Linked DNA regions of Homo sapiens: region 2 is linked to region 1. Evidence: chromatin loops called from intact Hi-C (ENCODE). Cell type or tissue: endothelial cell of umbilical vein. All regions are shown on one strand. Each heading gives the region's core, and the rest is flanking DNA. Links, peaks and the distances in the headings are about the cores only.

Region 1 (17,082 bases), core at 5,235-13,234:
ACAGTGGTTGGATAGGGGAAGGAACACAAAGTATACATTACGTCTGTTTAGCAAATAAAGTTTTTTGGAGAATGAGGCCTAAAAATAGTAGAAAGGGTCATTACCCATGTTATTCTGAATTCTCACTACCTGGAATAATTCAGCTGGTTATATTTCCTTTATTTACTTGGCATGTAAAGTGGTATTTGGAGATGAGATAGAAGATGTAAAAATTTATTAGGCAATCAAAATCAAGTAAATTTTATATGACATTTACCTCTTTTGCCCTGATGATTTTCAATGTTTCTACTTCCAAGACACAAAAATTAAGGGTATAGAAAGATATTCCCCATTTCATTTGGTTGTTCTGGCCTAACTCTTACATTAGATAGCTGCCCCTTCCACTTGTGTTATATGGCTGAGTGTACCTTTATGAATAAAAGATTCCTGGTGTATGTAGCTGGAATTGAAGCCAGGGTTTAAAGGAGAATGCTTGGCAAGAAAAGCTACTGCAGACCTAAAGGTCAGAAACAACTGAAAACCAGGCGCTGAAGGTGAAGGGATTACGGGAAAGATAAGTACAGTCAAGAAAGGAGAGATCAAACCAAGAAATCAACTCAAAAATATTTATAGCATGTTTACAGTATGCCCTTTCAAGGCCTGTGAAAAATACAGCAGATGCCACACCTACCATTAAGGAGGACAGTCCTTTGGGGTATGTAAAAAACTTTTAATACTAAAAAATAACTAAAAATATGAGACCCTGTATGATGTATGCTAAATAAAGGAGGCATAAACATAGAGGGAAGGTCAAGTTGAGTAAGAAAAACTGGAGAAAACAAAAATCTAGGTGGGCTCTGTAGGACAATAAAGAATCTAATGCAAACCTATGTAGTGAGTTATGGAAACTTAAGTCTCCAAAAGTCTTGGAGGACTCTGCATTCTAAGAAAAGGACAGAGAGAACAGAATGAGACTGGAGGATTTGGAACTGTAGAATGAAATCACAAGAGCAATTATTTTAGTAAGATTAACGAAAATTTTTGTCCAGGATTAGCAGAGAGAGATGCCACATTTTATTTATTTTCTTGCTTTTTGTACTTTGGCAATAACACTTAAGTTCAAGAAATTACAATGAGGGATGACGAGACGGAGGGGGTGAATGGAAAGGCTCTACAGGGCAGGAGAGATTAAAGACAAAGGATTTCTTTGAAGAAGTCTTAAATGCTTAACTTGACATCTGAGAAAAATAATCCATGGTATCTGTGCAATGGAAAGCCAGTGGCTTGTCTCTGTGAATTTAGAAGATGGGGAAAAAGAATCACAAAGTTCACTTTTCTGAACTGTCCTGGAAAGGAAAACAATTTCAGCTCCAGCCACAGATGCAAAGCCTGCAGATTTGAGGTGATTTAGCAGAAGTTCAGACAATCCTCATGTGGTCTAACTCTCAGCTAGCCTAGCTGCCTTACAGCATGTGAGCTGATGAAGACTGAATTACAGAAGCATTGGGACAGTTATCACATTTTTTCAAGAGAAGATACAGACATCTACATACCTGATTTTTCATAACTTTGAAATTTTCAGATCAACACATCCTTTGAGAGTACAAATGAAACTGGTCATCTCTACCCAGATTTTGAGACTAATAACCTTTTCTCACTAAATTGAGAATCATTCCTGTTAATGTCTTACCAACATGCCTGGGTGAATCCATTATAAATAGTATATGAAGGTAACAATTGATGCTGTTTACTGTATGTATAACTTGGACTAAAAAATTCATATAAAACACTAAAACTATCTCATTAAAAATCGCTAAGATGCATTTTTTTGCCATAGACTATGAAAAATGTATAACCTCTCTTCTAAATAAAAGAGCATATTATAAAGCATTTGATTTATTACACAGACTTGCTATTATAGTTTAGTATCAAGTCTATTATGATCTGCAATCAAGGTAACGTAGCTTTACATTATTTTATGGTCTTTTAAGAGCACATTGCACACAAAAGGTCATTTACATTATCTTATGACAATATTTTTACCAGAAGTCACTGTACTACAGCACTTAAGGATGTAGTCACAGATGGCCAGACCCAAATTAGTGCTCCCGAGTACTAACATGTCAGAGGAAAATAATATGTGCCGAAAATGAAACCCAGAATTTTGCAAGTAAAATGTATATTATCTATCATAAAAATGAATCCCTAAATGTCTCAAACACTGATGAATGTCCAACTTTTAAAGCAAAGGCAATTTGATCATAGAAAGTGGCCTTCTATTTCTGAATTGAATTTATGAACTGACAATAATTATTTCTTAAATTTTCTTCCTCTCCCACCAAAACCTGTAATGTATTTTCTTTGCTTTGACAGTGTCACCCTTGTGTTTATATACTACTTAACTTTACTGAAACATAAGGAAGACAATGTTATAATGGAAAGAAGAGAGAGTTGCCACCAGAGAGACCATATCAAGTGCTGATATGGCCAATGGGCAGCCCTGTGACTCTGGTGTAGTTAGTTGCCTGGCCTCAGGATCCTCATCTGTAAAGTTGTATGATAATGTCTCCCTCACAGCACTGTTATAAATGACCACTATGGTGCCTGACATATAATGAATATTCAATGACTAATAAGTGTTATTCTTTTCTCCCATACCCTTCAATTAAGGGCACTTCTAATTACTTGAGACTTGAGAGCATTTACCTAGACTACCTTCTTACCCTAATATCAATGTGATCCAATGTGGCAAAATATTGAGAAAAGAGAGACACAACTTTTTTGTAACTTTTCAGCACAGTTTTTTTTTTTTTCATATTGTAACCTCTCAACATACATTGGTTTGAGTGAATAAAATATAAACATGTAATATGATTTTCCCCCAAAAAGTGTTTGGTGTGGGGAATTGGCAGCAGTGAGGAGAAGGGAAATACATTTTGCCTTAGAAAATGAATATGACCTTATAGTTTATGCCAATTTAGCTCAAAAAATCACAGGAGGGAAGCAAGGCAATTTAGGAACTTAAAATGGAATTAAAAATTAGCACCCTCCCCCCGCCCCCAACACCACGGAAACAAAACTATAAGGGGCTGGGGTGGGGCGGAACGTGTGCAAAAAACCCAGAAAAGCTTTCGTTTCTAAACTGTTTTTCAAGTGTCTCTAAATTTGTCACTCCTTTTAAAGTAAATCACACAACTGGAAATCTTACACACACATACACAACCAGATAACTGTGTCAGAATCTGTAGAAAGTGAATGCATTAAACTCCATCACTGAAAACCATAAATGACTGCTTCATTCAAAACAAGAACAGCATGACAGACAGTAAAAGTAAACATCCTCTCTGAAGCAAAACAGAGTTATCTGAAGCTATTAAAACAGTGTGCAAAATTACCTAGAAATTTCTCTTGATTCTGATACAAGCTAAAAAGGCAAGAGTCAAATTGGACATTTCTTCGACTGAACACTAACGCTGGCTTTGATCCAAAACACTCCACCAGCATATTGATTTTCAAACGTAGTCCATCCTTTTCTCAAGTAATAAATCCTGACTGCCCTGTGACCTTGAAAAGCCAGTCTGAAGAACAGACTGACAAGGAAAATGATATCTATTTTACTCACTTCAGCTCTAAAAAATTTGGGGATAGGATATAAACATATCCCTAGTAAAAGACACACTTGGACTGTATAAGCAAGGGAATGCTACCACAGCCTGCCAGCAGAGTTGACGTTTCTAAACTTAGACGTTTGGCTCAAAGGTCACTTGTGACAATGGTTACAGCTGTAAGAGCGGATCTGATGGAAAAGGATACATAGCCCCCCGTATTGATTTCTTACTGGTTTGTCTGCAAACTACCCTGTCCTTAGATACTGCAGATAAAGATGAGCAATCATTGCGGAGGTAGGATAGTACGGCTCCAAAAATTCAGAATCTTGAAACTCAAGAAAATCAGAGAGGAATTATCTTTATATGAAAACACGTAACTATAAAGAGCACCAAATGCTGTAAAATTACTTTAGTATCAGTTTCTCACAATTACCATATCCCAAATGAAGGTAAACATGCCTCACCCTCAATAGAGCTTGAATCCACTGTTTTCCAGATAATGATGTTCTTCTGCTTGTAGTTGGCAAGTGTAGGGTCTGGGTATGGAGATCAGGGCTAAAAGTGCTTCTTATCTATATGATTGTCAGTAAGCATTTACCAATCTTGTTTTGAGAAACCTTGCATAATAGGAGAGCTGTTGATAGGATGGCAAAATGCTATTCAGATTCCTTAAAAAACAAAAAAACTAGATTCTAGAAACTAAAGGCAGATAAGACCAATGTTGATCTGAGGCAAAATTCTAGATTGGATTAGTAAATAGAAGGTCAGAGACACTTATGAAAAGAACAAGTACTAGCAAAGTCCTTAAGAGCAAGTCATGACACCTTAATTTTAGACTTGTAACCTCCAGAACTGTAAGAACATTAAACTTTTGCTATTTCTACTTTGGGGAGTGGTGAGAAAATCAGGGCTGCTTAGGAATGTTACATAATGTATTCTGATTTGAGTTAAATAAAAAAATCATTATTTGCTCATACATCAGATGAAGAAACCTGGGAAGATGAAATGTGGCTTGAGTGAGTGGGTAACTGGATGAACGAGTGATTGAGTTGTCAACTGTTGGTTAGCGGTCATGGTGAACACGAAGGGAGGCATCTGGGGATATGCCATATAGCTCTGTTCTTGGCCAGCACTTGTAAAAGACATTTTAAACAATGACATAAATCAGGTCATTGGTGGCACACTTATCAAATATATAAATGTCCCAAAGCTCAGGGGGATGGTGAATGTAAGATGACAGAATTAACACTTCCAATTATTTCAACAGGCTAGAATGAATACTTAGCCAAAGTCAATAAAATAACATTCACTAGGGAAAAATAGGTCTTATACATAAGTTCCAAAGGGGCAAAATCAACTGTACAAATTTAGAAAAAGCCTTGGCTTGTTCACATGAAAATATGTTTTTTTTTTTTGTTTGTTTGCTTTTGATTAAGCACAAGTTCAAGTTCCCAGAATAACTAAAATATAGGTTGCACTGAAAAAAAAAAAATGAGCCGATCATAGAAAGACACTATGCTCTTGGGCCTTTCTGCTCACCATTCTCCAACACTCACTGTTATGGGTTGAACTGTGTTCCCCCAAAAGATATGTGGAAGTCCTATGCCCCAAGACCTCTGAAGGTGATCTTATTTAGAAACAGGGTCTTTGAAGATGTAGTCAAGTTAAGATGAGTCTCTCAGGGTAGGCCCTAATCCAGTGTGACTATTGTCCTCATAAGAGGGAGATGTGAACAGAGACACATGGGGAGAAGGCTGCGTGAAAACGGAGGCAGAGATTGGAGGGAGAGATTCCTGCAAGCCAGGAACTTACTAAGGATTGCTGACAAACTACCAAAGCTGGAAGAGGTAACGAAGCATGTTCCCCCACAGGTTTCAAAGGGAGCATGGCCCTGCTGACACCTTAATTTTGGATTTCTAGCCTCCACAACCGTAAGACAGTAACTATTAGTTGTTTTAAGCTACCCAGGTTGTGGTACTGTGTTACAGCAGTCTTAACAAATGAATAAAACTCCAGCCAGCTTGCCTGTATATCGCTATACAGGTCCCTGTCCTGCCCTGCTCCACCTTAATTTCCTGCCCTTTAAGATTTTCCTTCACCAGGGAAATTTAGCATCTTTCTGCAAGACTCAGTTTAATGGCATTCTCTAGCATTTTCCGACCTTCCCTGGCTGAGCTGAGTGCTGTCTCTGCACTCTGCCCATGGCATCCTGTCCACGCAGCATCTTGGTGCAGCAATCAGCACACTGCTACATTATCTGCATGGCTGTCATCCCCATTAGGTGTGTGCCCTTGGACTGTGTGTTTTCCTCCTCGTATATGAGGCCTCAGCATAGTGCCTGAAAATAATAAACATTTGACATTCAGAAGAAAGGAGTGGAGGAATAAATAAATAAGACAGCCTGTTTTCATGAAGTGTTTTCTACATTGAATGCAATTATTCTAAACATCTCCTTTAACCTGGTCTTCTGAGCTCTTTCAGAAGAGAGTAAGCACCATAAACAAAGAGCTAGAAATCACATCCTACAAGGAAGGAACAGTTGAAGTTCTTACCGATGCTTACCTAGAAAAGGAAAGACTATAAAGCAGGCCTTTCCAAGAACTGGAGTCGAGTGTTTGCAGTCACTAGAAGTTTTCTAGCAGAACTAGCCTGGGTCAGGGAGGGTGCTGCAGAGCAGGGTTTCACAAAAACTAACCTGGGGAAAGATGATCACCACTGTGTCAGCAGAAAAATAGGTGCCATGGATTTGTCAAAAAATTAAGTTCGATTATGTACTTCTAATTTTTTTGATAGTGAAATGGTCTTTCTTTTTAAGAAAGAGTGATAAAAGATGGTGGTTGTTGGAGTTTGTGTTCTTTTTGACTCTATGCTGGATCCCTAACCCTAATTATTTTTGTTTAGTTTACTGGTCCTTAAAATCTAAAAATCTAGGAAACTACTAAAATATGGTGGGTTGGGGATAGAGGCTTTGATATCCCTGCTTTGAAAGAGGACTGGACTTCTTGTTGATACAAGATGAATGTCAGTAAATATAATGATTACATGTACAGAATTACTGAGTAAAAGAATAGCGGCAAAGATACCTTTTAAAAACCACACCTCACAGCATTCAATTTATTTTAATTTCAAGTTATAAACTGGGACAAAAACGTCCCAATACAATTTTGTAAAATCTTGTATGAATTGACCATGCCACAAACAAAAATCCACATAAGAGAAAAAAAAAATCAAACAACAGGGGGAGGCATCTGATTAGCTTTTCTCCTCATTCTCTCTGGGATTCAGCTGAAGTGAGCATGTTATCAGCAATGATGCCTCCTCACACTTCCTGTGACTATCCTGCTGAATTAGCAGAACACAACCCCTCCACTGCCCTGACTTCCTGCTTCCTCTCCCGCTTTGTTCAGGGCTTACTTAACTTTGTATGCTTAAATGGTCAGGGTAAAAATGGGTCCTGAACATCCATGCAGGATTTTACAGGTCTGTCAAAAGACCCCTCAGAGCCAAAAAGGAGTGAATCCTCCAAGGGGAGCTGAGATCCTAGTGATACTAGAAAATCACTGAAGACATGGGGTCAAAGCATGGAACCAGAAAGCTTCTTTACATGACATGGTTTTATATATATATATAAAGTATGTTTTTTATACATATATTTTATATATATAATGTTTTATATATATAAAACATACTTTATATGTGTATAAATGCATACACGAGTGTTTATACAGACATACACATACACTCATATGTGCATATGTCTATACACACACATACATAAAATAAGTATAAACTATTTTATACTTTAAAGAGTAAATGTACCAGCTCTGGCATTAAAATGGGATTCAAGACGTAAGGCAACCCAGGTGGAGGTGAGTTCACTCTTTGCAGACCTCACCCCAGAGGCTGCTGGGTGATGATGGAGGTGGGGGCAGAAAGGGTAGGTGGGCTTTCTTTGAGATCGAGTTGAGGGAAAGGCAGGGATATGAAATGATTATCTCTCCTGTGTTATTTGAGAAATATGTATTATAAATCATCTATATTGTGATCCTAATAATAATAATTCCCATTCTCTTGTTAGGAACACAGTATGTGTTGTAGAATGGAGGTACAATAAATGATACAGTCCTGAAGAAAACTTATGTGCCCTTTCCCACTACTTAACTGCTCAGAGCTCAACTTATCAAAATATTTGTTTTGTTTTACCTGGGTCAGCCCCCACCAGGCCAGCCTGGGACCCTTCCACAGGCCAGTCCCTGTTCCAAACCACATCCAGAAGAAGGTGATAATGACCTCCTTAACACCCAAGCCTACACTGGGCTCAGTAATTGCTCCAGGCCCCTGCTTGTTTCCTCTCACAAACACCTTAACTCAGAAGGAAGGCAGGGAATGGCTTGAAGCTGAAGCTCATTTCCTAGACCTAACTCCAAGCTCTTCCCAAACCACACAATTCACTGATGGAGCCAATAAGACAGGAACGGGGAAAGTGAAGTACAGGATGGGTGGTGGAGAGTAATAAGCACTTCTAGGTCCATTAAATGAAAAATCAAATTTCCTTCTAGTGGCTGAGCATAAAACAGAAGAAACAATCATAGAAGAATCAGAGAGATGTTGTGATGGAAACTCAGGAGATAACAAACCCGTTTTTCTAAAACCAACAAGTACCTCAGAGAGATGAAGCCCCATAACATTTCAGCATGAACTCTAGTGAACTTAAAAAAAAAAGAGATAAAAAGTGCATTCATTTTAAATGCATGAAAACATGAGTGGTACAGCACTTATTCTAGTACCACAGACATGAGATGCCCATATTTATAAATCCTTTTTTTGACAATGATTATTTTGAAAACTCAGTTCTATCAACATTTTCATTCTTTCTAATGAGGAAATCCTCCATCAATGTTCACAGAGCATTTATCTATAGTACTTAAAGATTTCCATTTAGCTGACACAACATTATGTAAGGAGATTTTGCAGAAAAGGAGAATAAGATGTAGTAATGCATTTTAGGTGCTCAACAAAATATTTTTGAGTAACCATATGAGCTAACAGAAGGAGAATTTGTTATTTCTAATGAGTTTAGCAATGAATATGTGGGCAGTCAGAGTAAAAACCAGGAGAGAGCTATGACAAGTACTTGACTTCTATGACAAAGTTTTAAAAGTACTGTCACATTTGACACATTATCTCATCCAAGCCTGCGGCAACCTGGCAAAGGCGGTACCATTAATCCTGTTCTACAAGGAAGGAAACTAAGGCAGAGGGGACAAATGACTCATCTTTCCCCACTGCACTGCAGTTGAAAGAAACCAGAAAATAAAATCAGGTTATTTGGTAGGTCCTCAGTAACGAGTCTGAGTCAGGTTCCACTGAAGCTCTTTGAGTAGCCACTTCCAGTGACTATGTGTGTTAAGGAAACTGTTGGCTAAGAAGGGAAGAGATCATTACCAGAGCCAAGAATGGACCCGAGCCAGGAGGAATGTATGGAGCCAAGGAAATAATGCAACACAGCCCCCTTCTTTAGGGAGATGAAACAGAAAAAGTTCAACCTAAAATTCAACCCTTTAGTCACCATTCCAGGCTAAGTTTAAATCACAAGTTTTAAATGTATACTAATATGAGTAGAGACTTGAAGTGATTCTGGGGGAAAACACAACCCAAAACGGTAGTTTTTGAGACAAACACTTAAAGCTATAATGGATACCTAAGATTTTATCCTGAAATGTGAAAAAAAAAAAGGGATATTTATCTCAGAAACAAAAAGGTCAAAACCCTTCAGCTCATCACATAATAAAAGCAAAGTAATGAGGATTAAAATCTGTTCCAATCAACCCTGCAGAAGAAAGAGGATGATATGTTTAGAATCTAAAGAATATGATTTGTACACACAAGCTCAACAGAGAGAGAGAAATGATTCCTGGAGAAATGGCATGTGGTGGACCTATCCACCACTTGAAAAGGGGATGAGAGAATGCATAAAACATCATTTAGGGGGAAATTTTTTAAATGTATTTTATTATCAAACTAATGAACCAAGTGAAAAAATGCAAAGGTATAATGATTTGCAGGAACATCAAGCTCCTACTCAGAATATGGAGTAGCTGGGAGAAGGAGGGTGGCAAAGCAATGTCTGGCAGCATCCGATTCACCAATGGGCTGAGATGCTCTTACTGTTACACCATGCAGCAAACCCAGACATGACAGTTACAGGACAGCAAACTCCTAGAGAACTGTTCAAATTGTTGTGTGTAAAAAATGTTAATGTGCTGGAGACAACAGTGACAATCAATTTCATAAGACCAACTCGTTCCTGCTCTCGCTAAATGAAAAGAAGGAAAGCTAAAGTATGTTTGGGTTTTCTTTTCATTTGTTCTCAAGTTCAGGAAGCACAGAACAGATTTTCGTAGAATCTTGGCTAATTGGACTTACAATCCTGATGTAACTGTATCCCATATAGTCATGCCAATTAAAAACTTCCCAGTCGAGAAGGACTCTTTTCCCCAGGATCTTCATTATATACTTCCAAAACTACATGTAATGTTAACTGTTCTTAGCTTCCCTTTGTGTCTAGGGCACATTTACGGATTGGTTCCCACAGGATTCATCCTGCCAGGTATTCTGTGCATTTTTAATTATTTGTTTCTTATGGTCTTCACAGCTGACAAAGAGGACCATTCATTAAAAGTATAATTTGGAATGGTCACTGAGTCTGATACTCTTCTGCATAGACTGCAAATTAATTCAAACCTTTAGCCAAAGTGGGTTAGGATAAGCTGTCCTTCATCATTTTCTCCTGTTATTTTACACTGAGCAGCTCATGTTAGGGTGTGAAATTTAGGTGTGTTCCCTTTTCTAATAGAGATAACACACACTATCAAATTGGCAAAGATAACAACAACAACAAAAACAAAAAGTGAAAAATCCCAGGTCAGAGGGAAAATGACAAACTAGGCATACACATCTGGTAAGAGCAAATTGGTTATACCCAGAGTGCAGTTTGGCAATCTGCAGCAAAAGCTAAGTCATTTCTCCTAAGAAAATTATTAAGAATGTATACAAACACTCTGTGGCAAAGATTACATAGAAAAGTTAACAATCTAAATACTAAGTGAACTGCAGAATAGCCACAGAGTGGAAAAAGCATGTCATCAGTGATACTGTATGGCCTTGTTTTTTAGCGGGGAGACAACCCATGCCTCTAAGAAAGAGGGAACAGGATATTGTATCCTGGGAGACACAGACCATGAAGAAACCAAATACACATTCCCCACCTTCTTTTCTCTTGAAATACCTAGATCAGTGCTGTCCAATAGAAACAGAATGCAAATCACAAATGCAGCTGACATTTGTAATTTAAAATTTTCTAGCAACCACATTAAAAAAACAGATGAAATTATTTTCAATAATATTTTCAATACAGTATCTCCAAAATATTATCATTTCAACATGTAATGAATATAAAAATATTGAGATGTTTGACTTTTTTTTCCTAAGTATTTGAAATCCAGTGTGTATTTTATACTGCCAGCGTATCTCTATTTGGACTCGCCACATTTCAAGCACTCAATAGCCACATGCGGCTGGTGGCCACTGTGCTGTGTACGCAGATATAGATGTTTATGGGCTGTTGCCTCTTTCACAGTTTAACATTTCCCTTGCCATGGGAAATAGTAGCTTGGCACCATTTAAACCATGGCTAACACAGTTGCAGACTCTGCTTTAGATTGTTTATGGTAGTTGCTTTAAAGTGGGCTCACATTAGGGCAATAATCCAACTTTTGTACTTCTGAAGTTATTTTTCTAACCCTGGGTCTCAGGGAGATAATCACTCACTTTTGGGGTTAATCTCTGAGAATGTCTGAATAGCAAGGCATACTTGAAAAGTCCCAGAAGCATTTTCTTTTCGTTTTTCTTTTTCTTTTCTTTTTTTTTTTTTTTTGAGCCAGAGTCTCGCTCTATCGCCCAGGCTGGAGTGCAATGGCATGATCTCAGCTCAATGCAACCTCCACCTCCTGGGTTCAAGCGATCCTCCTGCCTCAGCCTCCTGAATAGCTGGGATTATAGGTTCATGTCACTGCAGCTGGCTAATTTTTTGTATTTTTAATAAGGCGGGGTTTCACCATGTTGGCCAGGCTGGTCTCGAATTCCTGACCTCAAGTGATCCGCCCCACTCAGCCTCCCAAAGTGCTGGGATTACAGATGTAAGCCATCGTGCCTGGCCCCCAACAACTTTTTCCTTTCAATGTACTTGGTAAGACTAATAAATGGTATAAATTAAGTCTTGTGGCACAGCAGAACATCCTACAATTCTTCCTTCATTCCCAACTCTTAGGGCTTTGAATGAGCTTTAATCATATACTTTGAGTGAAATGAATTATAATATATGACTTGAGAACACACCTCAGAATGGTACATTTGTTTGATGAGCTTCATTTTAAGAAAAAAACTGGGGGGGAGGGGAACCACATATTTATTCACTGCCTAAAAAACAAGAAATTGACTAAATCTGAAGCCAATTGACCCTGCAGATCCGCAGCCTCTACTTGTCTGAGATACCAAAATTTAACCACATGATGTTAGGGGAGCAATCAGGGAAGCCACTAGCTCTTAGGGCACCTTTCTTGCAAATTAGAAAAATGTACCCTGTATGGGAAGGGTCAATCTCTGAAGTACAGGACTTGGTGACTCAGTGTGAGATGGATATCAGCTCCATTCACCCCCGACCAGGCATTCTTGTGCTTGTGCAGGTGACAATGCCCACAATCGTACATGGAATCCTGGGAACAATGTCCCAGTTAGCATACAACAGCAGACACAGGTAGAAAGCTTTGGTGACAGCAGTGAGCTCAGTATGTAGGTTACAGATTTCCTCTGGACATCCCAGTACCAAAAATACCATCCTTATTAAATACTGCAAAATTGGTAACTGTCCTCCTTATGGAAAGGTGAGGCAGAAAATAAAGAATACCAGATTTTCAAAAAGTAAAACTACTGTTATGCATCCAAATTGGAAATTAAAAATTTAAAGCCTAGGGCAGTTCTTAATATGAATAAATATGTGATGAACTTAATGAAAATATTTTCCACAAATCTTTATAAAATATGTAATACATGATTCTGGGAGTGTCCACCACCCAATGATATAACTGAGAAAGTTGGAGTTTGTTGATTGCACACTTTTTCACTCCTCCTTTACTGTAGTGACGAGAGACTATAGAGTACTCAATTTTATGTATACTAGAAAAAAGTTACAGTACATTCTATTGTCTATCTAAATAAGGTCTAGATGAAAGTGCACAATAATGGCATGTCAAGCTCATCTCCCCAACCAAATCTGGTATTCCTTATACATTGGGAAAGCAGTCATCATATCCTGCTTGCTATCTATATATCTTTTTCTCACATATATTTTAATCTTGTTAAGGATAGAAACTGTTTTATTCATTTTTATGTGCTATGCTATCTACCACAACACCTTTGACATAATTGGTGCTAAATAAATGGTGGTTGAATTGATTTTTTAATTTAAAAGACTTAAAAGTTCAAAAAAGAAAAGGTAGTGGCCATAAGACAGAGAAGACAGGGTGTGCACAGAGGAGCCTCTGATAATCACCCACTCAATAGGCAGAAGAGGAGAGTTGAGGAAAGAGAATGAAGCAAACACTATTGGTTCCAGGCCCTATTTGTGCCAGGCACTGGCCAAGGAGCTTTACATATGTTACCTTACTTAATCCTCATCACAGGCATTATAATCCCTACTTTATGAACAGAGAACACTGAGGCCAGGAAGCAAAAGCAAGTTGTCCAGGATCATCCACCTATTACACAGGCAAGCAGGGTTTCATTAGGCCTGCCTGAGCCAAATCACATCTCTCTCCCCAGCGCCCTCAGCACTGGAGGCCAGGCATGGTGGGAGGAGCTGCTGAAGAAAAAGCCAAGAAGCCAGCTGCACAGACTCTGAAGAAAAATTCTATTGCATGTCATCTAACGAGAGAGTTACATTTTCCCTTTTTCCTTTACCTGTAACACAACTCCTTCCAGTCCACTGAAACAAATGTTTTCATTTTGAATAACATGACCATCTCAGCACAAATTCTAAATTGATGAACAAGTTATTTTAATAACATTCAAGATAAAATTCCAGGAAAAAAATATTTTGAGCTCTTATTCCTTTGAAGTTTATGGTAACAATGACTTGTTACTCGTTTTTCCTGTGTTTTGGATGTAGTTGGAAACAAACAGATGTCAAAGCCATGGTGATGCTCTAAATCATTTGTGGTGATCTAAAAGTTCTGGGAAAAGCATCTGTAAATTAATTTTTGCCACGGTGCCAGGAAGTAAAACACAAGAGTGTATTTATTACACACCATGATGTGTCTTTTAAAAAGGTTCTTATTGAAAGGTCCAAAACAGCAAAATGAATATAGTCTATATCTTCCCCATACTGACATACATCTTTACATACGTGTGTGTGAGAGATGCAATTAAAATATATATATATATACACACACATACACATACATACACGTATATATAAAAAACAGCCTTTGCAACCAAAGTAAACCGTTATAAGCTACTGTGAGTAAACACACAGCAACATGTTTTAAAGGTATTTATCTTTGCATTGATGTTTAGATCATTACTGCTCATCAAATGTTCACAATACTCAGAGTGCTATGTAACTCTATGTCCTCATCCTTTAGAAGCCTGTACTGTTCAGGTTCTGATGTCTCAGTCATTCTCACTCTTAGACACACACATAACATGTACAAATCTGTTGCTCTGTTGTGTAGACCTTAAAGGATCAGTTTAGATTAATTTCAGTATTAGCCAATCAACTGTTGAGAGGGCTTCTTCACCAATGGTATTACTTTTTGATTCTTACTTTCTTCTATATACTTTTTAATGTTATTTTTTTCTAATTTTTCATGACCTATGTTACTTTTGACAGAAAATATTAAAACATACTATTTCTTTGCTGTCATTTATTAATGGATCAACCTTATTTAAGGACTATAGGTTAAAATACCTAAAGTAGCCAGATGAGACAATTATTTGAAAACATCTCTAATTCTGCTCAATTCCAGTGACAGCTTTAAAAAGAGACATCTTTGAGTTTATCTTCTTATGGCAGATATGAGACTCTGGAAGACTTTAGAAGGAAGAATTTCTCAAAACATTTTCCCAGGAGGTAGAGGCCCAACACTAGCTTTCGGTTCTCCAAGGTGTAATCTAGTAACAGCAGAAACACGCTAGCATACCTCAGGGTACATGGGGGAAAGGGTGGAACAGAGACCCTAAGGAAACAACAATAGAAATTATAGGGGGCTTGGAGTGTGAGGAACCAACAACACTTGAAAAAGATCTGAGGCAGGTGCAAATTCAAGTAGGAAGAAATGTAGGTAAGAATTTTCTGATATACAACTTATAAAAGATGGGCAAACTGTTACCACCATCCAGAAAAAAAAACCTAGCAAAACAAAGAAAACTTCCTGAGTCTAAAGCTAAATAAATTAGCAGTATTTGTCCATCCATTAATGTTTGTAAAACTTCCAATTTACTTTTTTAGAAAACTGGGATACCCATAGGCATGTTAGTAAACATACAGATTTTTTAACACTTGCTATTGTAAAACTCATGTAAGTCTTAGAGGCATGATCAATACCTTTAAGCCAACTTAAATACCCAACTTTTATAGACAGTGTCATACACCAAATGATGGTTCTGAATCTGGTGACTAAGTACATTTTCACAGTTTACTCTCATTTTCCCCATTTCTCCCCTTTTATAAAATGTTCTTTTAAAAATATTATAAAATTGGTCTTGAAGAATCAGAAAAATTATTAGTTATTTTAGAGCTTAAAAAAATATATGTTTGAGTGGGTGGAGGGATAACGAAAATTTTTTAACAGAACTGGGATGTTGGCTCTGTAAGTATTAAATCCTTTTTACTTAATCATATAATGAAAATTTTTTCATGTCATTAAATATTCCTCCAAAGCAAGATCTGCAATAAATGTTTTAATGAACACACTATAAACTCATTATTTCTGAGTATTTATATTGTTTCCAATGTTTTGGTATTACAAATGACATTGTGATAAACACCCTTTTACTACCATCTTCAGTCCCATAATGACCTTCCCTCTACCAGCACCCATCTCACTGTTCCTGCAGGGTGAGTGACTGTGGCAGAGGAGAGCCCTGAGTCCCGGCACTTTCATCCTGACACTGAAGCTGATTACTTGGTACCACTGTCAATGACAGAAAGTCTCCCTCTTGGTAGCCCAAAAGGGGAAGGGGAATCTCATCTTCACTGTGAGGAGGGGAGAATTCAGAATTCAGGGCCCAGAAAGGAATCAGAACTGAAAAAACAAACCATAAACCACAAGAAAATAAATCTTAATTAGACAGTATCTCAAGGACATTGTCCCTGTTTTTAGGGACTCCTAGAAATGGGTGTTCATAAATAGGGAGGCAATAGGGCAGTTGTGCTGTGCTACCATCTGTTTTATGTTTTAAACTGAACTAGCAAGGTACATTAAAATGTTCAAATAATTTTATCTCACATCTCAATTTCCCTTCCATTTTGAATCTCACAATAAATATTTGTGTTGATAAATGAACCTGGGCAAGACCTAAGGTTGACCTTTCACCTCCAATCTAGTTATATGTTTTAAAACATTTATGACTAAAATTTCGTTTTGCAGTCTTAAAATGTGATCCTAAAACCTAGATGAACTTGCCTGTGAAATCAAATGACAGTAACTTGTTTTTCAAAGGGCTAATTGAGATGTCCTGAATTCTGAGCAGCTGCTTTATTACTGTCATTTACAGAAATTTACCTTAAATATCTGACCCTTCTCCTCATAGAAAATGGCTTCTATTAATACTTGGCATAATATCATTAAACTGGGAGACAAAAATCATCTTCTGAGAAGCATGTGTTTTGAGTATCCAATAATCTAAATCTATGTTCCCATAAAATTTTAAACATAAATAATCTAAGCAGCTATTCACTTGTGTTCCTTACAGTAACTGAAAGATGTAACACATGTAATGCAAAATAAGAAAAGCTTATTTTTAAAAGCCATTATATTTATTTGTTAATAGTGCCAGTGGACTATTTAGAGTATTTAAATGTTCAAACAGTCAAGTCTCCTCTTAAGACTAAGTTAGAGTCACAGCAGAAATAGAGCATATTCTAGAGGTCAGACAGACACTCACTCCACCCGGAAGCAAGCATCCATATCATCTGCTCATGTCAAAGTCCTTAAGAGGCACATATCAAGTTAGCATTTCAGAAAGGAAAATCAACAGACTTTATATATATATATATGTGTGAAAAATGTTAGATTGCCATTACCCCATTACCAGTGAAACTTAGGGATGTCCAAATGATATGTGAAAAAATAATTATTGGCTGGGTGAGGTGGCTCACGCCTGTAATCCCAGCACTTAGGGAGGCCGAGGTGGGCGGATCACGTGAGGTCAGGAG
Region 2 (17,082 bases), core at 5,029-13,028, 730 kb after region 1:
TGGTCTGAGGAAAGGGGAGGTGATGGGGCTGAAGGGCCTCCTAAACAGATGATACCTGTTAACTCTGAAGGGAGAACTAGAAGCTGGGCTGGCATATTTAAACAAAGGCATAGGGAAGAAAAGTACCACACGTGTTTTCTGCAAAGATAAAGAATCTTACCGAGGGAAAACATTGATTAGAGAGAAAGTAAGCAATGGCAGCTTGTTTCTGAGTGAGGTGGGAAAGGATGAAATCAGACAGGCCGGTAAAGGTATTAGCCGTTTTTAGGAGGATACAAGAGAGGAGACAAAAATTGAAGAAACAGGGCAGTAGTCAAGTAGCAAAGAAAATGGTTGAAGGAAAAAGGTGTTTTGCCTCTTTCCTTTTTATAAAATGGAAGGTCAACCATCTGCTCAGAGCAGAGTCAGGGCCAGGAAGGGCAGGGAAGCAATGATTACTAGATTAACAGTCTTTCATTCTTTGAAAATAGAAGCATTTATTTAAATCATAGTTAGTCTGGGGCTCCATCTCTTTCTAATGTATCCAGTGTGAGAGCCAGGAGGTGCAGAGCTTGGGCTCTGGAGACAGATTGCCTGTGACTGTCTTGTCTGTGTCACATATTAAGGATGTGATGCAAGTGGTTTTATGATGTAAATAAGCTCTCTGTGCCTGTGTCTGCTCATCTATAAATCAGACAAATAGTATCTAACTCCTAGGTTTGCTATAAGGAATAAGAGAATTCATACATGTAGAATGCTGCAAACAGTGCCCAGCACATAAGAGGTACACAAAAAGCTTTAGCTCTTAGCATTACTAGACCACTGCTGGCCATTAGAACTTTCTGAGATGATGGACATTCTACTGTGTTGTCTAATACAGCAGTCACTAGTCACATGTGGCTATGGAGCACAGGAACTGTGGTTAGCGTAACTGAAATTTTCATTTTTATTCATTTAAATTCAAAAAGCCATATACAGCTGGGCAGAAGACAGAGCAACCATTTTTTCTTTTAAGTTCCAGGATACAAGTGCAGGACGTGCAGGTTTGTTACAGAGGTAAACATGTGCCATGGTGGCTTGCTGCACCTATCAACCCATCACCTAGGTATTAAGCCCTGCATGAATTAGCTATTTATTGTAATACTCTTCCTCTCCCCCCAGCCCCTACAACAGGCCCCAGTGTGTATTTTTCCCCTCCCTGTGTCTATGCGTTCTCATTGTTCAGCTCCTGCTTATAAGTGAGAATGTGCGGTTTTGGTGTTCTGTCCCTGTATTAGTTTGCTGAGGATAATGGCTTCCAGCTTCTTCTTTGCAGAAAGTAAAAGTTCCTTTTTACTGTTTCTCTTCTTGTTAAAGAATAAGTCATAAGTGTTAGAAATAATAGTTTCTTTTAAAGACTAACTTTATGCTAGACATGCTCACAGGCACATAGTACATTCTATGACCTTGTACTTTAACCAAGATATCTGTGCTAGATGTGCTCACAAGCATGTCCCAGCTCGCAGCCTATGCCCCTTCCTTATTTGGGAATGTTATTACTTTTCTAAGTCTTTTCATAAGAAACTTCCTCCTTTCCTTTGTTCTTCTCTGCCATTATCTCTTTAGGAAAAGTTTTAAACCTTTAGCCAATCGGGAGCAGCCTAGACTGTGAGGTCCAATTCCAGCCAATGGAATCAGGACACAGCAGTAGGGTACGGATGTGTCAGATATAAATATTTTTATCCTCTTTGTTCAGTGTGCTCTCGTGGCAAGACTGCTGGCAAGCAGCACCCTTTCTGCAGAAAGTAAAGGTTGCCTTGCTGAGAGATCCTTTGTCTCCATGCTGACTTTTCTTGGTGACACCGATTATCTGCTTCTAACATCCATGTTTCTGCAAAAGACATGATCTCATTCCTTTTTGTGGCTGCATAGTATTCCATGGTGAATAAGTAACACATTTTCTTTATCCAGTCTATCACTGATGGGCATTTGGGTTGATTCCATGTCTTTGCTATTGTGAATAGTACTGCAATGAACATATGTGTCCATGTATCTTTATAATAGAATGATTTATATTCCTTTGGGTATATACCCAATAATGGGATTGCTGGGTCAAATGGTATTTCTGGTTCTAGATCCTTGAGGAATTGCCACACTGTCTTTCACAATGGTTGAACTAATTTAAACTCCCACCAACAGTGTGAAAGCATTCCTATTACTTCACAGTCTCACCAGCATCTGTTTCTTGACTTTTTAATAATTTCCGTTCCACTGGCATGAGATGGTATCTCACTATAGTTTTGATTTGCATTTCTCTAATGATCAGTGATGTTGAGCTCTTTTCATATGTTTGTCAGAGCAACCACTTTAAACAGGGTTTTATTGGTATACAAAAGCACAGAGTCCTATCCCCCAAAGACCCTGGTCCTGAAGTGCTGTAGAATAGGCCCAACCAATTAAAGATAGAGCTATAGCTCTTAGGACACAGCTTTATTTTGTTGGTGTTGATGATCAAAGATAACATGGAGAAAAAATGTGATCACAACTCCTGTACCTCCAGAGGAGGTTTCAGTAGCTGGTAGGATATTTGTTAGATACACAAGAAGCAAGTGGCGTCTCCCCAAGAGAATAGAATGGAGATTCGACCAACTTTCTGCTGAAGTGGGCCAGTTGAGAGCCATTAGGAAGGATGGCTGGAGTTCTAAGTGAAACAAGGAGCTGCTACCCAAATGTTTACTTGAACCCTGTTAATGTCTGATGACAATGGAGTAATTTCACAACAGAGACACTGAAACAGCCAATATCACAGTCTGTGCAACAATATGAAATTCAGATGGTCTAGAGTATTGCTAAAACACAAAGGGAGAGGGGAGAAAGGTTATCCATGAATAATACATTTCCTTTTGTGGAAGCAGGAGGAGAAGAAACAAATGGATCATTAATGGGCTTAACACAATTAGGCTTCACAGTGGGGCGGGGGCCAGCAGAAGCTCTTGCCAGCAATGCCACCAGCAGAGGAGGCTGCTGTGAAGTAGAGGAGGAGGGCAAGAGTTGGTGGTAACATTATTTTGGAGTTGCTGCTTTTTCTTCCCAGTATCCAAAGCCTCTTCTTGAATTGAAGATTAGTTGTGTTATCTCTATTTTTGTGGGGTTTTTTTTTTTTTTTTGAGATGGAGTTTCACTCTTGTTGCCCAGGCTGGAGTGCAATGGTGCGATCTCGGCTCACCACAACCTCCGCATCCTGGGTTCAAGCGATTCTCCTGTCTCTGCCTCCCGAGTAGCTGGAATTACAGGCATGCACCACCACTCCCAGCTGATTTTGTATTTTTAATAGAAACAAGGTTTCTCCATGTTGGTTAGGCTGGTCTCAAACTCCTAACCTCAGGTAATTCACCTGCCTCAGCCTCCCAAAGTGCTGGGATTACAGGCGTGAACCACTGTGCCCAGCTTGTTATCTCTGTTTCTAGAGCAAAATAGCCCAGTGGTAAAAAGAGCATTTCCTTGAGAATATATGAAAAGGTATTATCACATTTGAAAAGCGTAATTAATATGATAATGTGGAGAAATTAAGGATAAAGCAACCTAAAAAAAACAGGAAGTAATTAAGTGAAGAATACAACATTATTGAACATTGCCAAGAAAACAGACATACAAAAGTTGCAAGTTGTAGCTTGCTTTATGCAATAATGCACTTTGCTGTAAAGTAGCATACCTTGATCTTTTCAAAATCAGACATTTGAAACTTACTAATAGATTTCACTATTTAGAGGCATTCTGTGTGTATATATGAAAAAAAGGTCCTTTATGGTATAAATAATCTATCTAATCATGATCCCGTTGCAGGAATTTCTCTTTCTGTTCCATGGAGTAGTTGCAGACTTTGCAGTCCAGCAGACCTAGGTTCAAGCCAAGCTCTGCTTCATATTGATTATGTGACTTTGGGGGAGTTACTTTACCTTGATGAGCCTCAATTTCCATAACAGTAAAATGGCAACAATATATACAGAATGTCATAGAATTCTAGGCCTATAGAAAATACTTAAGAGTGCCTAGATCATAGTAAAGGCTTAAAAAATGTTACTGACTCCTTCAGGAAGGGGTCAGGGTGTGCATTCTCCTAAGAGGAATCAGATTCCACAGACGTTCAACATGCCAAGGGCAGACTTGACTCTGGTTTAGACACAGAAACCAAGAACACTTAGCTCTAGGAATCCTTCTCCCAGGGAACAACACTTATCTTGGTGGCTCTTTTAGGTATTAAGGATAAATCAGAGAACACTTGGGTGACCAGGAATAAAGAAGCAGCTACTACATCAGTCTCCAGATAAAACCCTAACTCCAAGGAATTTTCCATGAGGCTATTATGACCTGGGCTCCAGCTGGCACTGAACTGTGACCCACCCTGACTCCATCTACCATCCCAACCTCCAGCGCCAGGCTACTGCCACAGGCCTTGCATCCTCACCTGGTCAGCTAAGCTTATTGTTCCCATCTAGAACAAGGAATGCTGCCTAGTCCATCAGATGTGAGGGTTTGATTTTCAAATATCATCTTTCTTAACATTGAACAACATGTGTTTGTACTATAGCAAAAGAAATATGAGTGTGTTCTGGAAAAGCAAACTGCTAGCCTCATCTGAGGCAGGCAATGGGGACAGACATAGTCAGTGTTGGCAATGAGTGGCACAGGGGTTTGGCATAGGTCAGAGAAGGTTGGACACAGCGTGGAACAAGAAGTTGCCTTGTAGTCAAGCCAAGTTAGAATGGCCTGACACCAGAGCAGACAGAGGCCAGGGATCAGGCACTGGTTCATCAAGGAGGGAGAGCTCCAGGCAGAGACAGTCCTGTTTGTGTTCTAGATTTTTATTAGTGAAATTGACCTAGAAGCTTGTAACTTCTAGACTTCTAACTTCAGAGCTTTATAATTCCAGCATTACCTCAGACTCCTCTTGGAGGAGAATCTCTAGATTCTAGAGAAACCATAGTCTTTGTATGCCAGCTGTAGAACTCATGAAATTGGAAAGCATCCTTATGCCCCTATGAATATCTGGTTCCATTTAGTAGGAAGAACAATTGTCTAGCCTGACTGATGCCCCCAGAGAAACACTGTATCTTCATGAAATCATAACCTCATTATCCTTAGAAAATTTAAGAGAATTCAAATTTTCCCCTTCTATTCTTTTCCCCTTTCTCCTCTTCTAAGGCAGGAAGTTAGCATCAGGCTAAAATCCTAAAATATTTAGAGAATAGGCTATTAGAAGGGTGCTGCAAACTGGATTATTGATGCAAACACATGGTCAGGATAAATACGGGGAATGTTTGAAAAAGATACAGGTCTTGAACATACAAGACCTCTGTAACTCAGCCCTCAACACGTATCTGTGGCCATGACACACATGCCTCAATGGCATGTTCAGATTTTAGGATCTGGCCTTGACAAATAAGCACAATGTCAGTGGTGTGGATGCAGGGGAGAAATTCTACTGTCCACTCTCTTGATCCTTGAGGATAAAACGTAGTGTTCTCATGAGTTTCACTAAGGACAGCTCTATTGTAGTAAAGTAAATCATGTCACTTTCAGGCCTTGGAATTCACTTAGAGACAAAAATATATATTTACAATCATCTAGGAACTGTATCCCATTTCTACTCAGTGCTTCAGTACTCTTCATAAGCATCCACAGAAGTCCCTATCTCCTGCACAAAACCAATGAACAACAATTACACTAAACATTCTAAGCCTCCTCTCACTCTCCACTTTTATCTAGAAAACTAACAAGAATTTAAGTCCTATGTTGACCCAACAATGAGTTATACGATGGGGCAGAACACACTCGTATCTCCTTTTCTTGAAATCCTTGTGGAAAATGCATATAATGTCACAGATGGCTTAACAACCTCATAAACAAGACCTGAGAATTTCTAAAACTCTTTAGTTCCTTGTAAGAAAGCCCACATTCCTGTGAAATACAAATAGCTACACAGACATGCCCTGAACCAAAACTTTATTTCCATTTCAAGGAAACTGACACAAAATATCACTCTGAAATGTAGACCTAAGAAAAATTGCAACCCAGATGTTCCATTTTCCTCTCAGCTGTGAATGCCTGAAGCAGGTCTTGCTAATCCTGAGTGCAGGTGAGAGCCGAATTATAATAATGGAAAACACCTGTTGACTCAAACCTCCTCTACTCTAATTTTGACACACTGGCCCCAGGTGGGCCTTTATCACAAAGCACTGGCTCTTCTTCTTTGCTAATAGAAGAGCATCATGAACAGATATGGTCAGAGTAATCTCCAAGAAAGGATTACAATTAAAGCCTCTGGACTATTCCAAGGGTGTCTGTAATAGTTAATATTGAGTGTCAACTTGATTGGATTGAAGGATGCAAAGTATTGTTCCTCATTGTGTCTGTGAGGGTATTGCAAAGGAGATTAACATTGGAGTCAGTGGACTAGAAGGAGACCCACCTTCATTCTGGGAGGGCATCATCTAATCAGCTGCCAGAGCAGCCAGAATAAAGCAGACCAGAGAACATGGAAGGACCAGATTTGCTGTGTCTTCCGGCCTTCATCTTTCTCCCATGCTGGATGCTTCCTGCCCTCAGTCATCAGACTCCAAGTTCTTCAGCTTTTGGACTCTTGGACTTGGACCAGTGTTTGCCAGGGGCTCTTGGACCTTTGGCCACAGACTGAAGGCTGCACTGTCAGCTTCCCTACTTTTAAGGTTTTGGGATTTGGATTGATCAACCACTGGCTTCCTTGCTCCTCAACTTGCAGATGGCCTATTGTGTGACTTCACCTTGTGATCGTGTGAGTCAATTCTCCTTAATAAACTCCCTCTCATATATACATCTATCTTATTAGTTCTGTCCCTCTAGAGAACCCTCACTAATACAATGTCTCTCTGATATTCCACCATCTCTGTTCCCTGATAAATTCTCCTTTCCACTTCTTGCAAAGCTTATCTCTGGCTTATTGATGCAAGCCGATGGTCAGGATAAATACGGGGAATGTTTGAAAAAGACACAGATCTTGAACATACAAGACCTCTGTAACTCAGCCCTCAACACGTATCTGTTTTTCTCTTATTTTATCTAGGAATTAAAGTGAAACTTGTGGGGAAGAGGAAGCTACGGCTCATATTTCAAGGACTTGCAGCTGGAAGAAGACATCCACTGTTTTCCACCCTTTTCCCCAGCAGAAACCATCTCTATCCACCTCCCAGACCCTATTTATTGTATTTATTATCTGTGATGCACTTCACACACTATATGTAGTAGAGTTCCCTAAGATTCCCTTTAATTCATTGTTTCAATAACACATTTATTGAGCACTTATTATGACAAATCAATATATTAAAATGTTTCTCTTCACATGTGGTTTTGTGGAACACACACAAAATATGAAAGACCTGTTATCTGAATATTCTCATCTCTGGGCCATAAGAACTCAAACAGCCAAAAGAGCAATCAACGATTCCTTGTTCACTACTCACTTGCAAAATCTGTTTTAGAAATGAAACAGGATAATCTATCCAGCTGATAATCTAAAGTGAGTTATGTACCTTTTAGCAAAGTCTGGCCCAATGTCCCCCTTCTTATATTTCTTGGCTTTGGTTGGTTTTGTTTGTTTCTTGTGGGTTTTTTTTTTTTTTTTTTTTTTTGCCATTTTCTTTTCTCCTTTAAAATAACAGACATGGTAATTCATTTGTGATGCACTGAGAATCTTAATCTGGCACCAGCATTACTGGTAAGTTGCTTCCTTTCAGCATGAGATAGGACAGCTTACACTTGCTACAATGTATAAGACAGCCATTTTCATGCTTATACACAATAACAAGCTAAAGCTCACATTTTTTAACGTAACATCTGTGTTGCTTTCTCAGAAAAACAAGTAAAAACATGATGGTTTATTTTGGATGTGGAGGAGAAAGAATTCCAACAAACCACCATAGCAAAACACCCCAGTTAGCTTAAATGTTTTGGAGGATTTGGGGTGGGGAGAGGGGAGTACAGAAGAGAAATAATTACCTGTTTATTATCTCAGAGTCAAATTATAACAATTCACTAACTGAATCCAAGAATCACTGAATTCTAATTGACCTAGGATGCTGGGCAATGAAAAAAGGCTGGGACTGCTAAATTCAATGTTATGAGAGTATATCGTAATTTGTCATATTGTCCTTTTTCTTCCTTAATTTTCTAATAAGAACCCCTCTAGTTGAGCAATTTCTTTAGGGCCACTTAATGTTCTCATATAGGGGGCTTGGCTGTTGCAGAGTTTCTTGGTCAATGGGAGACTGATTGTACAAGCCAGCCCCAGAAGTCTGGACCTCCCTTGCTCTGCACTCATTTACCATGTGGTGTTACACAAGCGAAAGAGCAGCCAAGTCTCTCATTTAGAGCTAACTTTCATAGCCAAACAAAAGACAAATCTCCTATTAATCAAGAGCTGCACAGTCTTTGAGTTGAAGATGGTAACAGCTGTGCCAATACAAAGGAAAATATTTTCTGCATTATCTGCTTAATGTAAAGGCTGTGTAACATCTGTGCACAGGGCCGATTGCTAGAGTGCACTGCATTTTTAGCAAGGCAGCCAGAACTTCCAACAGGAATATGCCATTCAACCGGCAAATGCAGCAGAGCTCTTACATCATCTCGAATTTTCCCAAGAAGCTGACATTTTCAAATATGTAAGAGGCGCACCTTCAGCCCTTTCTACTTGTCACTTTTGATGTTTTGATTCTGGCTGCAAAAATCACAATTGCTATGATCTCCCTTCACTTTGGCTTGCCTGTTCTCAGCATTACTAGCTTTAAGGCTGCCAGACAGAAAGCTGTTGACTTTCCCTCTGAGACAGACAATGGCTTAACATGTAATCACTGGCCCCTCTTCTTCCCAACTCGATGTTTATTGCTAGCCTGTTGGCACACCCCCCAGACTGACTGTACCGGTTCTTAGTCTGAAAAGCATTCATCAGTCTTCACATTTCCAAGAGAAATGCCCCCTCTTGTGGTGTTTGCTGAATACTGCAGTCCTCGCTTCCAGCAAGAGAGCTGTGACACCCCACTTCCCACATAGACATGTGAGGAGACTAGGAACTCCAGTCCACCCAGTATTGAAAATTTTTAGCTTTTTGCTGTGACAGCTGAATCCTCTCTAACTGCATCAGGCTTTCAGATATAGATTGAACCGTATGAAAGTGCCAACAGTCAACCATTTTTGACCAATAAAGCAGCAATTTCATATAGTTCAATGTAAGCTAGGGAGGGAACTTCTTAGCTGAGCCCTGTGAATGGCAGCCAAGAGTGGAAATCTTTTCTACTCTAGTAACTACATTGAGGCACAATAAGGTAGAAAGGCAGTTCAGTATATTATCTCTATAATAAATAAACGTTTTTCAAGCCCTATATGCTAGACACTTTGCCAAGTTATGAACATAACCTTGTTAAGTTTCTTGTTCAATTGGCAGTTGATCATAAGGGCAAACTTAGAAATTTGGACGTTCTAGATTTGTCATTTGTTTATTAGGGACCATTGGTAAAATAAATGGCAAAATTATTTCTACCCCAGCACAAGCAGCTAGTTCTCTGAACAGTTTACTGGTCTCAATGCAAATAAATGTAAAATGGGGTGCTGTAGTTCCATCTGTAGATGTAATTATTTTGTAAGTATCCTATTTGTTTTTAATATGAGACAATAAATAGTGTGATTATGTCAAGTAATCTTTTTCAGCAATGTCAATTCATCATGCTAGCAAATTCTAAAAATAAAATTTTAATTATGTAATATTTAATATCACTGATGTCAAATGGGAACATCTGTAACCTCATATCAGAGACTCTTTATAATAAATAAATAGTTCCTAGAAATCAATAAGAAAAATCAACAACTCAGTATTGCAAAGAATGTTATTAGATGATTCACACATTTTTTAAAAAATGGTTTTAAACACAGGAAAGATGGTTGACTTCACCCAAAATTAGAGCTATGAAAACTAAACTGACATCAAAATATTATATTTACCTTTCAGCCTGGCAAAATTTAAAACTTTGTTCACACCCTCTTGGCAAAGTTATGAAGAAACAGGCACTCATAACATTTCTACTCTAAGTATAAATTGACACACTTCCTAGAAAGTACAATTTAACAAATTAACCACATCACAAATACATATACTACCAATGCAGAGCATTTCCAAGATAAATTATTTGGAGAAAAAAATAAAGGTATGGAACCATATGCATAATATGGTACTTTTTAGTTACAGCGGAGAGAGGATAACATTTTTTTTTTTTTTTGACAGAGTCTCATTCTGTCGCCCAGGCTGGAGTGCAGTTGTGCAATCTCGGCTCACTGCAACATCCACCTCCTAGGTTCAAGCGATTCTTGTGCCTCAGCCTCCCTAAAAGCTAGGATTATACGCACGCACCACCACACTCAGCTAATTTTCGTATTTTTTAGTAGAGACGGGGTTTCACCAAGTTGGCCAGGCTGCTCTCGAACTCCTGACCTCAGGTGATCTGCCTGCCTCGGCCTCCCAAAGTGCTGGGATTACAGGCATGAGCCACCAAACCCAGCCTAATATATCTATTACTATCTATTATCTAATAGTAATATACCTATTATCTAAAAATAACATAATATGCTTTATAAACATAAAGAAACTTTAGAAAAATGCCCATGAAAGTAATAACATTGGTCCATGGAAATAGACTAGGCAGATTGTGGAAAGAAAACATATTACTGCATTCTTATGTGGGGCTGGAGAAGGGGGGAAATACATGGAAATAGCACATATACATTAAATGTAATAGAATCATTTATGTCAGTAGGTTAAAAAAAAATCCCTCTTCTATCTTCAACAGATTTAATGATTGTGTGTTGATGCGTAGGAAAAGTGTAAGTAAAACTGTTTAAGGGCTTCCTTAACATTATTCCTTCATGATGAAATCTTGTCTGGCCCCAAACAAGCTAAGGGTGTCCCTTCTCAGCTCACTAGCAGTAACAGAATTCAAGACCTAGTGGAGTACCTGACCCCAAGATAAGAGCTCTGCTTGGTGCCCAACTTTTCTTCAAGACCTCAGGCCACTTTTAGCTCAACAGCAGATGTCCGACAGCCAGCAAATGAGCCAGTGTTGCTTGTTTCCATGTGAAATAAATTTAACTAATACTTAATAATTTAAAAGACAAGCAGTTCTCAGTCCTTCTGAGCCCTTTTCTTTCTGCTACTGTCAATATTCACGCATTAATTCATAACTCTGAGCACCTACTATACATTGCTTGCTGCTCTAGAAGCACCAGGTGGACCGCTCAAGAGTGCCCCCAAAACACCGCAGCTTAAATGACATATTCCAGGGTCAAGACTTAGCGGTGGGACTATTTCACTCCTTGTTGTTGACCTCCAGGAAGTTGAAATTTAGTGATTCACAGCTTAAGGGGGAGAGCATAAATAAGCCCACGCACAAACCCAGAAAGAAATCGAGTTAAAGGAGAGGACAAGATTGTTGAGCTTGGCAAAGTGATAAGTGGTGCATGAGCCTTTTGCCCCTAAAAACAGTGGATTTATTTTTAAGTACACACATGCATATACATCACTGACTAGACGTGTGACTGGGGCAGTCATTTCACTCTCCAACATTCCACATCTGTTCCCTAAAAAGTGAAAGAGCTTGAGTTAGATCAATGCTTCCCAACCTTTTTCCGTGATCACACCCCTACAGAGCCTTTTTAGACTCTTTTCCCATGTCACCCTCCATCATAAAATATCAATGCCACAGTTAAACTGTACAACTGAATATGCACTGTATGTATGTCTGCACTTTATACATAAAGAGTATTTTTTTACCTCCCAAGAGAATGCATGAATTATATCCACAAGAAGGATCTCCAAGATTCCTTCTTACTTTAAAACCAGGAGGATGGTGCAGTGTTGTGGAGAATAACTGTATGTACTTTGGTAACAGATGGATTTAAGTTCAAATCCTAACTCCACCTCTTGCTTATCACATGACCTTGAATATGCTATTTAACTTCTCTGATACTAAGTATCTTCATGTGTAAAACTGGTGGAATGATACCTTTCACAGAGGGTTGTCATAAACATCAACTGAGGCAAAGTGGGTAAAGCCTGGCAACTGAACCTGGCACACTAAGCAATCAGTAATTGGTAACTTTTCACTTGGTTTATTTAAAATAAATCTGTACCTTACATCTGTATATCTAAAAAGTTAAGCACTGATCACAATATATGCAATAACTATAATCAATAAGTCAACAACCTATAATGTACTTTCATTTGTGCCTGTAATGTAGCCCCAAATGTCAGCTTCTATCATGACTTCAAAATTCTATTCAACTTTCAAGACCGAAATTAAATGTCACCTGCTTCAATGAATCTTTCCTCAGTTTCATTAAATGTAGATCTCCCCATCCTTTCAGCTCCCATGGTATACTCTGTTTACATCACTAGGGAGTCAAACATATTCCACTTTATAATTTATATTGATCTTAAGTGCCTTAAAGATAGGAAATCTGTTTTACTCCTCTTTGCTGCACACATGCACACACATACATACACACACACACAAACTCAACATAATAGATTTTCAGAAAATGTTTGCTAGACCAATGAATTAGTGCTGCAAAGTTGGATCCCAAAGATCAAATGTCACATTAGTACATTAACAACAAAAGGAAAAAGATAGTCTTAAATTAACATCTGTGTTAACATAATGACCTGTAAGAGAAATTAAAATATAGGTAGAAGTTTTTTAATTTTAAATCCTGAACATGAATCCCTAGTAAAAGCTCATCTTCCCATATTGTAGAGGTTGATGTAAAATCCTTCTGATAATAGTCAATTTATGAGACATATAAAATTTTTAAGAGGCTATTCCAGGGAAGGTAAGGATGCCCCTAATACATATCAAACTTGAGTTCTATGAAAAGTGTACAGCGTGTCTGTGTATCAGCCAGAAGAGTATTCTGGATCTCTGCTCTATCACTGTTACCGCTGGTCATGTTTTGTCATGCTCTTGTCTCAGCTGGGGAAATTCTGTGATAAGAGAAACACATACGTCAAATGTAACAGCAGAAAGCAAAGAGAAGCCGGAGGGAGTAACTATGTGAAGCATTTGTTTTTTAGACTCTATGATGTTTTAAGCATATACCTAATGCTTTTTACACATGCTGAATAACCAGGCTAATTAAAAAGCCCATACAGCTCTTGTTAAAATCTGTTCAAATTTTTTGGAGCACCTGTTATAACAGAATGCCCACAGACTTGATAGTTTAGAGCCAAGACACCTGCTACCTTATGTCTCACAGTATGTTCAGTTTTATACTGTTAGCAAAAAAATAAACACTTTTTGACATTTAGCAATCTTATACAAGAGATATGAAATTATCAGGAAGGAATGATAGTTTAACCCCTCCTGTGCTGCTCTGGGAAACCACACCCTTTCTTCTCTAGAAGGAAATGGATGTCTAATTTTGTCCCATGAAGTTACTATGGCTTCTCTAATCATCTGTAATTATGCAAGGTTTTCTAAAGAGTACAAGTATCTTCTTGGAAGCTTAAAGCAGGGGATTTTCTAGTCTAAAGAAGTTCTCAGTGAGCTAACTTAGATACATGCATTTAAGTGATGGCCAATTTACAAATTAGCTTTTCAGTGAGCCCTTTAACAAAGCACATCACTGTTTTGACTTTGTCAACTGTTTATGAAACCCCCAGACAGGTTTGATGTGATTAATCCTGGTGATGTTTTTAACAGAACTTTACTCGAAAATGCATTCACTTTTGAAGAACTATTATTATAATGTTCTATAGTTAGGAGTTTTCAGAGTCCAGATATATAAGTAGGAACATTTGAATATCTCTTTTAGATTCAATTATATGGTTAATAAACAAGTCTTTTAAGAATGACAATAAAATGGTTTTCAAGATATGTACTTTCTAAACAGCTGCCATTTTACCCGTAGTATTTCAGTCCCTTGAGGTCTGAAATGATGACTCATTTGACTGTGTTAGCCCAAAGTTGTACAATTAAGGGAACAAATATTTCACAAATACTTCACCTTGGTTAAAAAAAAAGTCTTTAATTTTATTGTCACAGTATAAAATTTAATTTATGCTAATGACATTTCTATAACAAAATCTGCCTTTGATCTAGCCATTCCAAATCTAGGATTATGTCTACTGTAAAGTCACATATATATAGAAATAAATGTAAGAATATAATTTTCAGGATTGTCTACATAGAAAAAGATTTGAAACAACATAAATATCTATTGATAGGGACCTGGGTAAATAAATTATAATAGATTAAAATAATAGAATATATGTTGTTGTTAGGTGAATAAAGCAGCTTTGTATATAGTGACATGAAACAATCTCCAAGACATACTGTTAAATGAAAAACATAAAGTATAAGAGCAAACAAATAACCAAACCAAACACACACACACACTTGAAAATTATAGCGGCCAGGCACAGTGGCTCATGTATGTAATCCCAGCACTTTGGGAGGTCGAGGTGGGTGGATCACTTGAGGTCAGGAGTTCAAGACCATCTTGGCCAACATGGCGAAACCCCGTCTCTACTAAAAATACAAAAATTAGCCAGGCATGGTTGGGTGCACCTGTAGTCCCAGCTACTCCAGGGGCTGAGGCAGGAGAACTTCTTGAACCCGGGAGGCGGAAGTTGCAGTGAACAAAGATTGCGCCACTGCACTCTAGCCTAGGTGACAGAGTGAGACTCTGTCTCAAAAACAACAACAACAGCAAAAAAAAAAAAAAAAAAAACAAAAAAACAAAAAACAAAAAAACAGAAAAGAAAAGAAAATTATAGCAACATTGACTATCTTTGGAAGGAAACACAATAAATTGATAACAGTGGTTATATCTGAAGGGGAAATTTGAGGATTAGGGGACAGGGATAGGAAAAAATACCTGTTTTTCACTGAAAAACTATTTTGTAACTTTAGCCATTTGTATTATGTATACATATTACCTACCCAAAATATTTTAAGATGTGAATTATAATAATGCATTAAATTTGGGAGGAAAGAAAAAAATGCGATGTATTATGGGCGTAATATAACATAATATTCTAAAAGTACTTCAAAATTTCCAGACTGTTACTTGGTTAACTCTAAATCAGTATTTAACAATATAAATCACAATTTAATGTCTAATTATCATGATGAAAACAGCTTTTAAATGTTGAATGTGTATATCTGTATTCAAATACAAGCTGTTTTGACTTTTAACCAACATACCAGAACTGGGAGTGATTTTATTGCATAATTAGAAAACAAACTGCAATATATTTTAAGATGTTTTTAAAGATAATGGGAAGCATTTTTAAATGTTCAAGAGAAATGATGTTTTAATTCCTGTACATTTATAAGAATGGAAATTCTATTTGTGTTGGGCACCAGAGAATGTATAGTTCAGTATGTACCTTGTCATTTTGTGCTGCAAGCATCCCAAACCTGATATTCCTGGGGCCTATTTCCTAAAATGGACAAGAATCGATTATGTGACTGCTCCAGGGCTTGCAACTGAGGAACAATATATGGTGCATAGCCCTATAAATCCTCACCCTGGTGGTCAGGACCTATTCTGGGAAATAATTTGAAGCAGATAACTTACTTTCAGACATCCCTTCTCCCCTTCTTCAGAGGAGATTCTAGTCTTTCAAAAATAACTTTTCCATCCTCAAGAACTCTGCATCAGCCAGCTCCCCAAAACCATCAGATGAACAGACTAAATTATGCTATACTTAATGTTTATATGCATTTTAAAAGAGAACAAAATTATGCCTAGAATTCACATAAGGAGTAAATTCTGACAAAGAAATAACAGGCTTCAGTAGGAAATATTGTGGAGAGTGGATGAGGGAGATTGACACTGAGGCAGACTGAGACCAACAATCACACCACATCAGCCTGCTGGCCTTCTTGGGCAATGCTGGATTCACTTTAGAAACCCACATTACTGCTTTGTGCAAGCAGTAATGGCATGCCAGTCATTAGTAATGCTTACCATATACTTCTAGTTCTCCCCTTTCTGGACCATGATAGGGTTCTATTTCCTGGCTCCTTTGTCAGGTGGGGCCACATGACTATCTCAGCCAGTGTTTGGGGAAATGGGTGGTGTACGACACTTCTGAGCCAGAGCATTTACTTACTCTAGGCCAGGGTGAGAGCCTGCAGAGCTATCTTTCCTCTGCCATGAAGACCAGCAAGAGTCCATAGCAGGTGCTCTGTTGAGAGCATCCTGGAGGAGGAAATAAACCTATGTGAGCAAGAAATAAATCTTTGTTTTTTTTAAGTTATTAACACTTGGGGGTTATTTGTTGCCACAATATAAACCAGCCTCTCCTTACTGATACATATGGGAGATACAGTATACATGCACAAGTGACTAAGAACAGCCTTCAGGGTTACAAAGGTAGTAATGACTGCTAAGTTATCACAACTGTAAGTTTGACCTTAATTTTATAAAAACATTTTCCACTTGCTCATTAAGGCCTTTTCCCAAGTACAAATTTTGAGTACCTGCCTGGAAGGTGGTAAATTACACAATTTGGAGACTGAGGAAATGAGACGCAATGTCTCTCTTTCTTTCTCTTTCTCCCTCCCTCCCTCTTACAGTTTGATGAGGAATTATCAATAAGAAAAAAAACCCTGAAAAGTGGATATCTAAACAACTTAGCACAAGATATTTTATTAAACTGCTATATAGAAAACAGTCTATTCATGAGAAAAGTTTATATAATTCCAAGACACTTTAAATTCCTCAGTTTGTCACATTGACGCTACAGAGGAGGTCACATAGTAAATTGTTATAGTCGGAGAAAATCTCAGAAAAACCGAACTTGATTCTTAGAATATCACCATCCCATATTTCAATAGCACTTTCGAATTTGAAGAGTACTTTCTTGAATATCACCTTTCCCAGGCTCATTGTTTATCTGGCATGTGGCTCCTCTTCATGTGTATATACCCATACAACAACACTCTACATTTTCTGGGACAAGTTCTCTTACCTCCATACTACTGGAATGAAAACTGAAGTTCAGTAAGTCCAAGTGATTAACTAACCCAAGACCTTATG

What was found. A loop is a pair of places that touch in the nucleus more often than their neighbours do. Peaks named below come from ENCODE experiments on the same cell type or tissue, not always from the same donor. Only the 100,000 strongest peaks of a DNase experiment are listed, where the experiment ranks them.
Region 2: it touches region 1 in a loop (4-fold over the local background); 9 of 110 quality-filtered maps call a loop at or near these places.

What each region holds. Positions count from the first base shown.
Region 1 is chr2:160,325,629-160,342,710 of GRCh38, forward strand. All of the region lies in intron 2 of RBMS1 (RNA binding motif single stranded interacting protein 1), which reads right to left. Among named protein-coding and RNA genes, the nearest start is that of LINC02478, 62 kb to the left of the region's middle. In endothelial cell of umbilical vein, for the core only: no CTCF peak of the experiment used is centred there; DNase peaks (open chromatin) are centred at 6,943 and 8,923.
Region 2 is chr2:161,054,909-161,071,990 of GRCh38, forward strand. No RefSeq gene overlaps it. Among named protein-coding and RNA genes, the nearest start is that of TANK-AS1, 97 kb to the right of the region's middle. RefSeq lists an enhancer at 5,239-5,408. In endothelial cell of umbilical vein, for the core only: a CTCF peak has its summit at 8,979; a DNase peak (open chromatin) is centred at 8,903.